Regions from separate parts of the Homo sapiens genome. Here region 2 is linked to region 1. A link is a contact called in ENCODE Hi-C or POLR2A ChIA-PET data. All regions are on one chromosome and are shown on one strand. The core of a region is the stretch at or near the end of the contact, and the rest is flanking DNA. Distances in the headings are between cores, read along the strand shown.

The links. Hi-C counts contacts between places; a loop is a spot of excess contacts on that map. ChIA-PET counts read pairs that join two places held with the same protein, here RNA polymerase II (POLR2A). Pooled maps may share reads with other maps.
Region 2: a pooled map shows a loop between it and region 1 (3-fold over the local background). The contact joins two enhancer-like sites. A Hi-C loop is called at or near these places in 1 of 37 single-sample maps with no recorded cell type and 3 of 50 pooled maps. POLR2A ChIA-PET finds 5 or more read pairs at or near these places in 2 of 52 experiments (BJ and T-cell).

Annotation. Positions count from the first base shown.
Region 1 is chr6:148,757,534-148,762,363 of GRCh38, forward strand. All of the region lies in intron 1 of UST (uronyl 2-sulfotransferase), which reads left to right. It overlaps LOC107986659 (a long non-coding RNA gene), which reads right to left. Exons shown (of 2, transcript XR_001744408.2): 1 at 3,299-4,830; 2 at 371-2,446. Among named protein-coding and RNA genes, the nearest start is that of UST, 13 kb to the left of the region's middle. RefSeq lists enhancers at 3,185-3,935, 4,189-4,328. Within about 2 kb of position 2,383, at least 10 of the 41 ENCODE cell types and tissues checked have a DNase peak (open chromatin) inside an H3K27ac peak, as active enhancers do.
Region 2 is chr6:149,332,540-149,337,195 of GRCh38, forward strand. All of the region lies in intron 1 of TAB2 (TGF-beta activated kinase 1 (MAP3K7) binding protein 2), which reads left to right. Among named protein-coding and RNA genes, the nearest start is that of TAB2, 17 kb to the left of the region's middle. RefSeq lists an enhancer at 4,174-4,323. Within about 2 kb of position 2,497, at least 12 of the 41 ENCODE cell types and tissues checked have a DNase peak (open chromatin) inside an H3K27ac peak, as active enhancers do.

The DNA.
Region 1 (4,830 bases), core at 1,133-3,632:
TACTGTAAAATTAGGTCTCAATCCACCAACCCATTTACACTTGTTTGGTGAAAGATACTATAATAACCTTAAGTCATGGCTTTGATTAGGCAATTCTTAGTTAATTCATTAATAGATGATTTAAATAACCTATTACCTTTAACTGTACTGCATTTCTGGAAACACCATTGCTGTTTTTTAGTTCAAGGAGTACAATTTTCATAATCTTGATGAAAGAAAAATGAGAATATTCTGAGACATATGAATTCCTTTGTTCAGTCATTCAACAAATATTCATGGAAGGCCTTCTTTGGGGCAGAAGCATCAGGCAGTAGGAAGGATATAGGTTTTGGAGCAGAGCTCCGGGTGTGAAGCACTGTGTTACCATTTATTAGCTGGGACAGCTTGAATAATTTTATTAACTTCTCTGAACCTCTGATGTTTTGATGTATACAATAGGATTAATAATTGCTGTTTTACAGGATACTTCTCTAACCCAAGGCCTGACATTTAAGTTCAACAATTGCCAATTTTCTCAGCTTGTTCTTTGCTTCCCTTTAACTCCCTCTTCATTTAGCACACATACACATATGAGTGTACACACACACTCATATCAGAACACAGCTGGGGGAGTATACAGATTCACTGATAACCTGACTTCCAATTGAAAGAAGCAATCAAACCTAGAAATACACAATTACTTCACTAGTATTTGGCAAGGGCTCTTCAACACCTGACAAGTTCCGGTAATTCATCCATCCCACTAATTACATATATGTACCCCTTCCTGCTTCTTCTCTTCTGCTTCCTGGAGATAGTCTTTAAATGACACATTTTTTGCACAGCCTGATTTCCTCTGTTTTGAATTTATCCACACTACTTTTTTTGTTCCTGCATTCACAAAATAAAAATAGCTGTGTGGAGGGAGTATGCTGGCGCTTACTCTCTGGGATAGCCAGCTGTTCTAGGATTGCACTAGTGATCCATAAGATACATCCTTTCAGAAATAATCACAATGCCAGGCATACACTGTGCCTGCTCCCAGAACTTCCCCCATTCATGACGAAACTACCACGTCCAGTAGTACGCCCACTTTCTTTTCTCAGTTCCCACTTCCCTCTCATTGACAGTCAGAGCAAGAGCAGTGAACCGCAGAAGCAGATCTTGTGTCTTCACTTGCTTGTTTCCCAAGCTCAGCCTCTCTGTGTTGCCTTGCTCTGTTAGCCTCCAGTAGGTGTTGCGGCAAGTGAGAGCCATACCATCTGGCATGGCCAATCACCCAGTTCCTTGAGCAGTTGAAGGCAAATGCTGATTTTACATTATTTCGTAGAAAGTTGTATTTTGTTTGGGGACCTTAAAAACCCTGACCTTGTCATCCAGCACAGAGCTTCCTGCTTTAACACAAAGGCTGTTTGACATGAATGCCTTCCCATTGGATAAACAGAACCGTCAGGCAGAGCCATGCGGCTGGATGGAGGGGGCACTAGGCCTGGGTGTGCAGGGTGACCCGACAATAAGTCAGTTGTCGGTGTTAAGTCATGTGAGCCTCCAAGGCTTCAGTGTCTTCATCTCTACAATGAAGGAGTTTCATTAGATCCATGATTCTCAGCTGTTTCCGTTCCTTAGGACCCTCATCCATAGCAGTGTTTCCATAGGGTCTTGACTGTCCCTATGGGAATACATCTCAGTGGCCAGGAGAGGGAGAAAGGGCATGGCATTGGAAGTCCTTTTAAAAAAGTCCCTGAGCTCACGCCTGTAATCCCAGCACTTTGGGAGGCCGAGGTGGGTGGATCACGAGGTCAGGAGATCGAGACCATCCTGGCTAACATGGTGAAACCCCGTCTCTACTAAAAAATACAAAAAAATTAGCCGGGCGTGGTCGCGGGCGCCTGTAGTCCCAGCTACTAGGGAGGCTGAGGCAGGAGAATGTCATGAACCCAGGAGGCGGAGCTTGCAGTGAGCCGAGATCGCACCACTGCACTCCAGCCCGGGCGACAGAGCGAGACTCCATCCCAAAATAAATAAATAAATAAAAATAAAAAAATAAAAGAATGCGGCGTACGCGGTGGTTCACGCCTGTAATCCCAGCTCCCTGGGAGGCCGAGGCGGACGGATCACAAGGTGAGGAGATCGAGACCGTCCTGGCTAACACGGTGAAACCCCGTCTGTACTAAAAATACAAAAAATTAGCCGGGCATGGTGGTGGGCGCTTGTAGCCCCAGCTACTCGGGAGGCTGAGGCAGGAGAATGGTGTGAACCCGGGAGGTGGAGCTTGCAGTGAGACAAGATCGCACCACTGTACTCCAGCCTGGGCGACAGAGCGAGACTCTGTCTCAAAAAAAAAAAAAAAAAAAAAAAAGTCCCTGAGGTAATTTTTCTGTGCACTCCCAGGGGAGAGTGTTTCTTTTCTCTTGAGAATCACTGAAGTAGATCGTTCTAAGATCTCTGCTGTTCTTCAAATCATGTGCTGAAAGAGACAAGAGGTCATATAATTGTAGCAACTGAAACAAATATAAGGCTATTTTCTTTGGACCCAAACACTTATTTTAAAAATTGCAGAAGTCAAGTGACCAAGGCAAGTAGAATACACAAAAACATTTTAGGCCATCGTTGTCATTTTCTGAGTCTTAATCATAGTTAAATTTTTTCTAAAATTAAAATCAGCAGTGCGTTTCCTCCACCTCCGCCAGAACTTGCTCTAGAAATTAGGGGAAGCAGAATGTCCCCAGGAAGTCCTAAGAGAGAAGAAGCAGAGTAAGACATGGGTTTCCAGAGTTTAGAGTCTCACTATGTGATAGGTGAAAGCTGTGTTGTTGATGAGGATTTGCACAGCCTCCTCCCGGTTGCCTGCTACTGACCATCCCATTTCACTGTGGGCAGCTCCAGTGGGTAAGAGGGTTCTTCACAGTGTGGTGAGCTACTCCTTTCTAGCCTCCATCCATTTTTTGCTGTTCTTCTGGAAGCTATATAGGCTTGTCTATTGGACTTTATAGTCTTCAAATAATTGAAGATACTAAAATGACTATTATGTCTACCCTGCTCTGCTACACACATAAATCTTGTCCAGACAAATAGGTCTGTTTACCAGTACTTTCTCATCAGAAGTCATTTGAAGACACAGAAAGTAAAAACCACAAAGAAAAAAAAAACTATATTAAAGTGAAAGCTCAACAGTAACACCCCATAACCATAGCAAAACAAAACAAAACAAAACAAAACAAAACAAAAAAAAACCACAAACATCTCCCCAGGAAATAGAACTAATATGCAGGTCTTTAAAAGTTCAGTTTATCAATGAGAAAAAGATAAACCAACTCACGAGATAAATGGGCAGAGTACAGGAGCAGTCACAGAAGAGGAGACACGGCTGGCCAGTAAGCACAAAGAGAAATGAAATGGTTTTGATTCCCTTACACATCTTAGCCCCCTTCCTCTGTCTACATGGCCCGTAAAAGCCACAGAACTGAACAGTTTTCCAGTTCCCTCAGTGAGCCTGCTTTGTGCAGTGGTATGTTACTGTCAGAAGGGATCCTCTTCGAAGCTGTGGTATTTGAGAATGACTGCTCCTCCCACCGCTTTTCTGAGGGTGTTAGCAGGAGTGCAACAGAGCCTTACTTCAAGGCCCCCAGCGGGCTGGCTGGAACCCTGCTTCAGCTCCTCCAAGCACGTGCGGCCAAGTTCTGGGAGCCACGTCGATGTGGGTTGATGGGTCCCCTGAGACGCCCTCTCTGCTCAGAACACAGCCAGTAAGCCATGGGCAGATCACAACAAACAGCACCCTGCCTTCTGCTCCGCCTCCCTCCATCTACCACACTGCCAAGTTCCTAAGAAGCTTAGGGGAGAAGGAACTGCTGTGGTGCTTAGAATGCAGTGTCTTGCCTGAAAGTATTTTCTCAGTCTTTGAGAAAACAGTGGAACTGACTCATCTGGTCAGAGCTTTACAGAAATGTGATTGCAGATCTCTTGCAATTTCATTCTGCTTTAGTGTCAGAATTCATCCGACAACGTGCCAAAAAAAAAAAAAGTGTGTAAAATCACATACAGATTTAGATACTTCAAGAGGAAGTTATTTTTACCACAGTGGGGAAGAAACCAGAAAGTGCCGATTGGTGGAGAATGCCCGGCAGGGCTGAGGAAGGAGGGTGGGCACCTGAGCAACCTGGGCCTGGCCACACTCACCCCTGCAGCCTTGCCAGCCTGGCCCGGGGATTGTGGTGTGGTCACCTCTTAGCAGGTGGAGGGAGGAGTTCCTGTGTGGAAGATCTGCTTGAAGGAGGAAATGTTGATATAACCCCCGAGTGTGGAGCCAACTTCAGCAGTGCGGGGTTAACATGGGTTACTCTTGAAAATGTGTTGCGTGCTCTCCCAACAGTCCATAGAAGCAGCTCTCTAACAGCTGCATGGGACACAAAAGTAAAAATGGAGAAACGATTCCAGAAAACCACATAAATATAAAAACCAAATGGCGCAGTGTCTTTATTTTGTTTTGGCAGATAACAGGATTGAGGCCACCTTGTTTTCTTTGCTCATGCATTTCCCAACTCAAAAGGCTGTTCTTGTTTGCTTGTAGAGCAGAGATCCAAGGCCTGAGAGACCCTGAAATGTTTGTAGTTATATTCTTCATTCGTGCTGCGAGATAAAGAGTTTTCCCAGAAACTAAAGGGAGGGAACAGGAAATATTTGTTAAGATCCATAACCTCTGGCTTTTGTCTCCTCTTTTCACCTGGGCAAAGGATATCAGTGATAATATTTTGGGTCTCATAAGATGATGAATTGTTCAAATGTATTTGGAGAATACTTTATTCAAGCATCTTTGTCTTTCTTTCCTATTCCTTGTGGCTGAAGAGAGGC
Region 2 (4,656 bases), core at 1,247-3,746, 580 kb after region 1:
TAAATGGCTGTTAACAGTGGTCATCTAATAGTGTCTTACTAATTTTTAGAGCTTTGCCCTAAATCTTTATAAAATGAAGTAACTACATGTTGTGGAAAGGGTTTGACACTTATTAAGTGCCCGAATGACTTTCTGTGGCAACATTTATCTTACAGATAAAAACAGCCAGAGAGATAAATGAAAAATAAAGATGAAAAACAGGAATGTAAAATAGCTGGCAAGGAGAGGCTTAGAGCCAGAAATACATCAGTAAAGGGAGCAGGTCAGTCTTAGTCACAGAGAATTTGTAGAAAGACATGTCTCCTGAGTCCCACTGTGATCATGTGTACTTTAAATTCATGTAATTTGGAAAATTTTTTAAATGCCACAAGTTTTTTCTGTTGTAACTGATTATTAGCTCCAATAATATTTCCTTATTGATAATTTATATCTTTCTAGCACTTCGTTTTATTTACCCCCATTGCAAGATTGCCATGTGTATTATAATTATCTGTTTACTTTTCAGTTTCTCCCACTAAATGTCAGTTTTTATAGCATGAGTACAATACCTTGGCGCTTGAGCGCTCAGTAAATATTTGTGAATGAATGGACACAGACTACTAGAGTTTAGAGCTAGTAAACTTGATTGTTTTCGAAAGTAAATGAGCTTTTGGGATTCTGGAGTACAGGTTGTGGTTGAATGTCTTTCTGATGCTTCCAAACAAGCATTCTAGCCCTAGAGATTGCACCCATACATAGCAGCGTCACCAACCCAAGATTAGTGAGGCGTACATTTTGCCTCTTTTTTCTCTTTTCCCTAGTGGTAATGGATTTCTGCAAATTCGTCTAAACTTTGGCCCAGATTTCTTGTGTTGAATGGAGTACACATTGCAAATAGTAGGCTAGGTTTAGAGTTGAGTCCATAATAGCATGTCTCCTAGGAAATTTCTTGTGCACATTTTAAAAGAAAGGAATGTTAATCTGTCTGTCTTCTACGCAGTCCTTCTGCCCATTTTCAGGTAGATGGTAGATGTATAGGCCAAGTTTCTCTTCAGTATTTTTATATACCTTTCCACTTTTGAGCTTTACAAGACAAAAATACCCTTAGCCCTTACTATTCCAATGCAGATTTAAATATTAGGAGATTGGGTATTTTTAAAACCATATATTCTTTTATTTCCAGATCCATAGTGTGTGTGTGTGTGTGTGTGTGTGTGTGTGTGTGTGTCTATGTGTCTGTGTGTACAGATACATATATTGTGTTAGTCCATGGCAAATTAGTAAAGTTTGTAAAAAGAATGTCTTTCTCTGGTATTGTTGACACCAACATAGTAAGAATGTTTAAGTGCTTTGCATTAAGCATCTCAGGGAATAAGGAAAGGGAGCTGTATAAAATAATTCTTTGTCTAGTAGGACAAACTGTGTAGTTAACTGAGTCTCGTATAGAGGTGCCTGCCTCACATGATTATTGGGAGCATTAGATGAGTTTATGCATTATAAGTCATTTGACCTAGTGCCTAGCACTTAGTAAATGTAAGCTATTAATAGAAAATTTATTGCTATAAAATTATAAAAATAATAAACTTTAAACTTTATAATCATTTTTGTTATAACTCTTCACTTGGCTTTCTTGATACCATTCTTCCCAACATTTTCTCTGCCTGATTTTTCTGACTTATTCTAAATTCTTCATCCTCAGGTCTCCTCTCTCTTACCTTTTTTTCATTATTCCCTGTGTCAGTGTCAGCACCTTCTGCTGAAACTCACTACAGCGTATCTCTACAAAATCTCTTGCCTTTCTTAGGGAGGAAAGTGACACGATTCAGCCAGTTTTTAGGAAGCTAGCCAAGTTTGTTACCACTGTGAAATACAGTTTAGAAAGGCTTAGCCAGGCATAAGGCCTGTAATACTAGAGTCTTGAGAGGTTGAGGCAAGAGGATTGCTGAAGCCAGGAGTTTGAGACCAGCCTGGGCAACATAGCAAGACCCCATCTCTAATAAAAATAAAAAACTAACTCGGCAGGTAAAGTGCACCTGTAGTCCTGCCTACTCAAGAGGCTGAGTTGAGAGGATCACTTGAGCCCAGGAGTTCGAGGCTGCATATCTATGATTACATGACAGCACTCCAGCCTGGAAAATAGAGCAAGACCTTGTCTCTTAAAAAAAAAAAAAAGAAAACCTTAAGAGTAGAACAAGCAGTCAAACAAGAGGTCATGGTGTTAGGTGATTGCCCAGATAACACATACTTGAACAAGGACATTGTGGTGGAAAAGAGAAATTTTTGTGAAAGTAATCAGTGAAACTTTGCCATTGATTATATGTGGAGAGGAAAAGAATTGAGAACTCTGAGGTTTCTAGCTTCAGAAGCATGTCATTTATAATTAACAGAGAAATACATTAGTGAGTAGGAGGCAGTGAGTTGAGTTTTGGACAAGGTGACTTTAGGTTGCCAGCATGGTATTGTCAGGCTATTAGTTTACTTGTTCCAGTCCCACCCCTCCCTTCCGCCTCCCTCCTTCCCTCACTCGCTCACTGAATTCCATTGCTATTAGTCTAAGAACTTCCCTTTAGGAAAAGTAATTTTTTTTAGTCACAGTCAGCAGTAGAGCTTGAAATTTGTGGAGACCAATTCCCCATTTCCTACCCACATTCTCATTATCCTCTTTTGGTCCGTTTCCCCAGGGAAAAAGGTGAAGATTATTTAGAATAATATCTACTACCATCATTACTACCACCCCACCCCACCTCACCTCCAGGAAATTGGTAGAAAAGTTTATATATAGATATGTATGTATGTATGTATTATATATATAAAAAATATATGTGTGTATATATAACATATATATAATATTTACATACATATATTTGAGACAGGGTATTACTCTGTCACCCAGGCTGGAGGGCAGTGGTACAATCATAGCTCACTGCAGCCTTAACTTCCTGGGCTCAGCCTTAACCTCCCACCTTAGCCTCCCAAGTACCTGGGACTACAGACACCAGCCACCATGCCTGGCTAATACTTTTTTTCTAACTTTTTGTAGAGGCAGGGTTTTGCTGTATTGCACAGGCTAGTCTCAAACTCCTTGGCTCAAGTGATCCTCTTGCTTTGGTCTCCCAAAGTGCTGCGATTACAGGTATGAGCCACTATACCTGACCTAGTTTTTTATTTTTACATCAAATAAATGAAGCAACTTGGCAGGGCTCTTTGAAGAAAAATACAATTTTATGAAGTGTTTGTGATTAAAATATTAATAAGCAGAGTAACACCTCATTCATCTAGTATTCTTAGGTAGTAAGTACATAAAATGATTGAAACTTACTCCTGAATCTATTTTAGAGATTTTATAGAGATTTTACAATATATTATGTATATTGTGTGTAGATAAATATAGATATTCATACCTCCAAATCTATTTCTTTATAATGTTTCACATACTTTGCTGCTTTCTGAAATAGTAACACCTCCTCCCCTCCCCCACTTTTACCCTGCATACTAAACCTTTTCTGGAAGATAGAAATAAACATTTTGTTTCAGAGCTTCAGAATGAGTCAGGAACCCCGGGTTCTAGTCCAGGGCCTGGCACTAAGTTGCTATATGAGAACTGAATCATAGATTCTAGAACAGTGCCTGGCACGTAGTAGTGCTTAACCAATATGTTTGGAATGAATCATTGTCTTGTGCTGACTTTAGTGCTCCTTCCTTGATTTATTACTTGGAATTCATTGCTGCCTAGTAAATAAGCTTCTGGGTTCTTAATTAAATAGGAGTATCTAGGTTCTGATAGAGGTGAACTATAAGCCTAATTTATGTCTGTTTTAACTCCTTAGTGGAACTTTTGGCTTATCTTGATGTATTTTCTGGTACTCGAAGTTGCCAAACAGATGATCTTCTGTGCTTGATTTATTGGGGGCACTTGCTGAGTACTTTATATGTGCCTATATTATGTATATGCAGTGTTCTATGTGTAAGCACATAGCACATGTCTCCGGGGATCTTATAACTTAGATGAAGAGACACAGAAGTAGACTGTAAGAGAATAATTAAATGTTGATTCATAAAGCATTGACCTACAGCTACATTAGTAGTTGTAGGAAAAGATCCATGTGGGCTGAAGCAGGATAAAAAGAATTCAAGTAGAAGGTGAAATTGGAATTGGTTTTGAAGAGGTAGTTAAGATTTTGATAAGCCTCAAGGTGAAGACATAACATTCTAAGCAAGGGCAGTAGTGTAGTAAGCAAAGAAAGGAAAGTGTGGGTTGAACATGTTCAGACAGGCCTGCCCAGATTCCTAAGGGTGTGGGGACTGCTGGGAAATAGAAGCAGGTGAATTTAATAGAGTAGTTTTAATCTGCAAGACCCTGAAGGGATCCAGGGATACAATTTAGAGGGCTGCATGCATTTAGATAAAAAAAAAAAAGTGACATCTTTATATTTTTATGAACTTTGAACTGAAATTTAGCATTTACTTTTAATAAGATTTTAAGCGGCAGACTACAGTAATATTAGCAGTACGTATATCTTTTATTACTAATAGAAAAAGCACAGATATTTTCAGATTACAGCTGTTGATATCTCTATAATTTATGCATATTACTACTTCAGAATTATGGTTTTTATTAGACTCCCACTAGATTTTATTGTATTATTACTAAAGAAGCATATGTATGAATATATCACA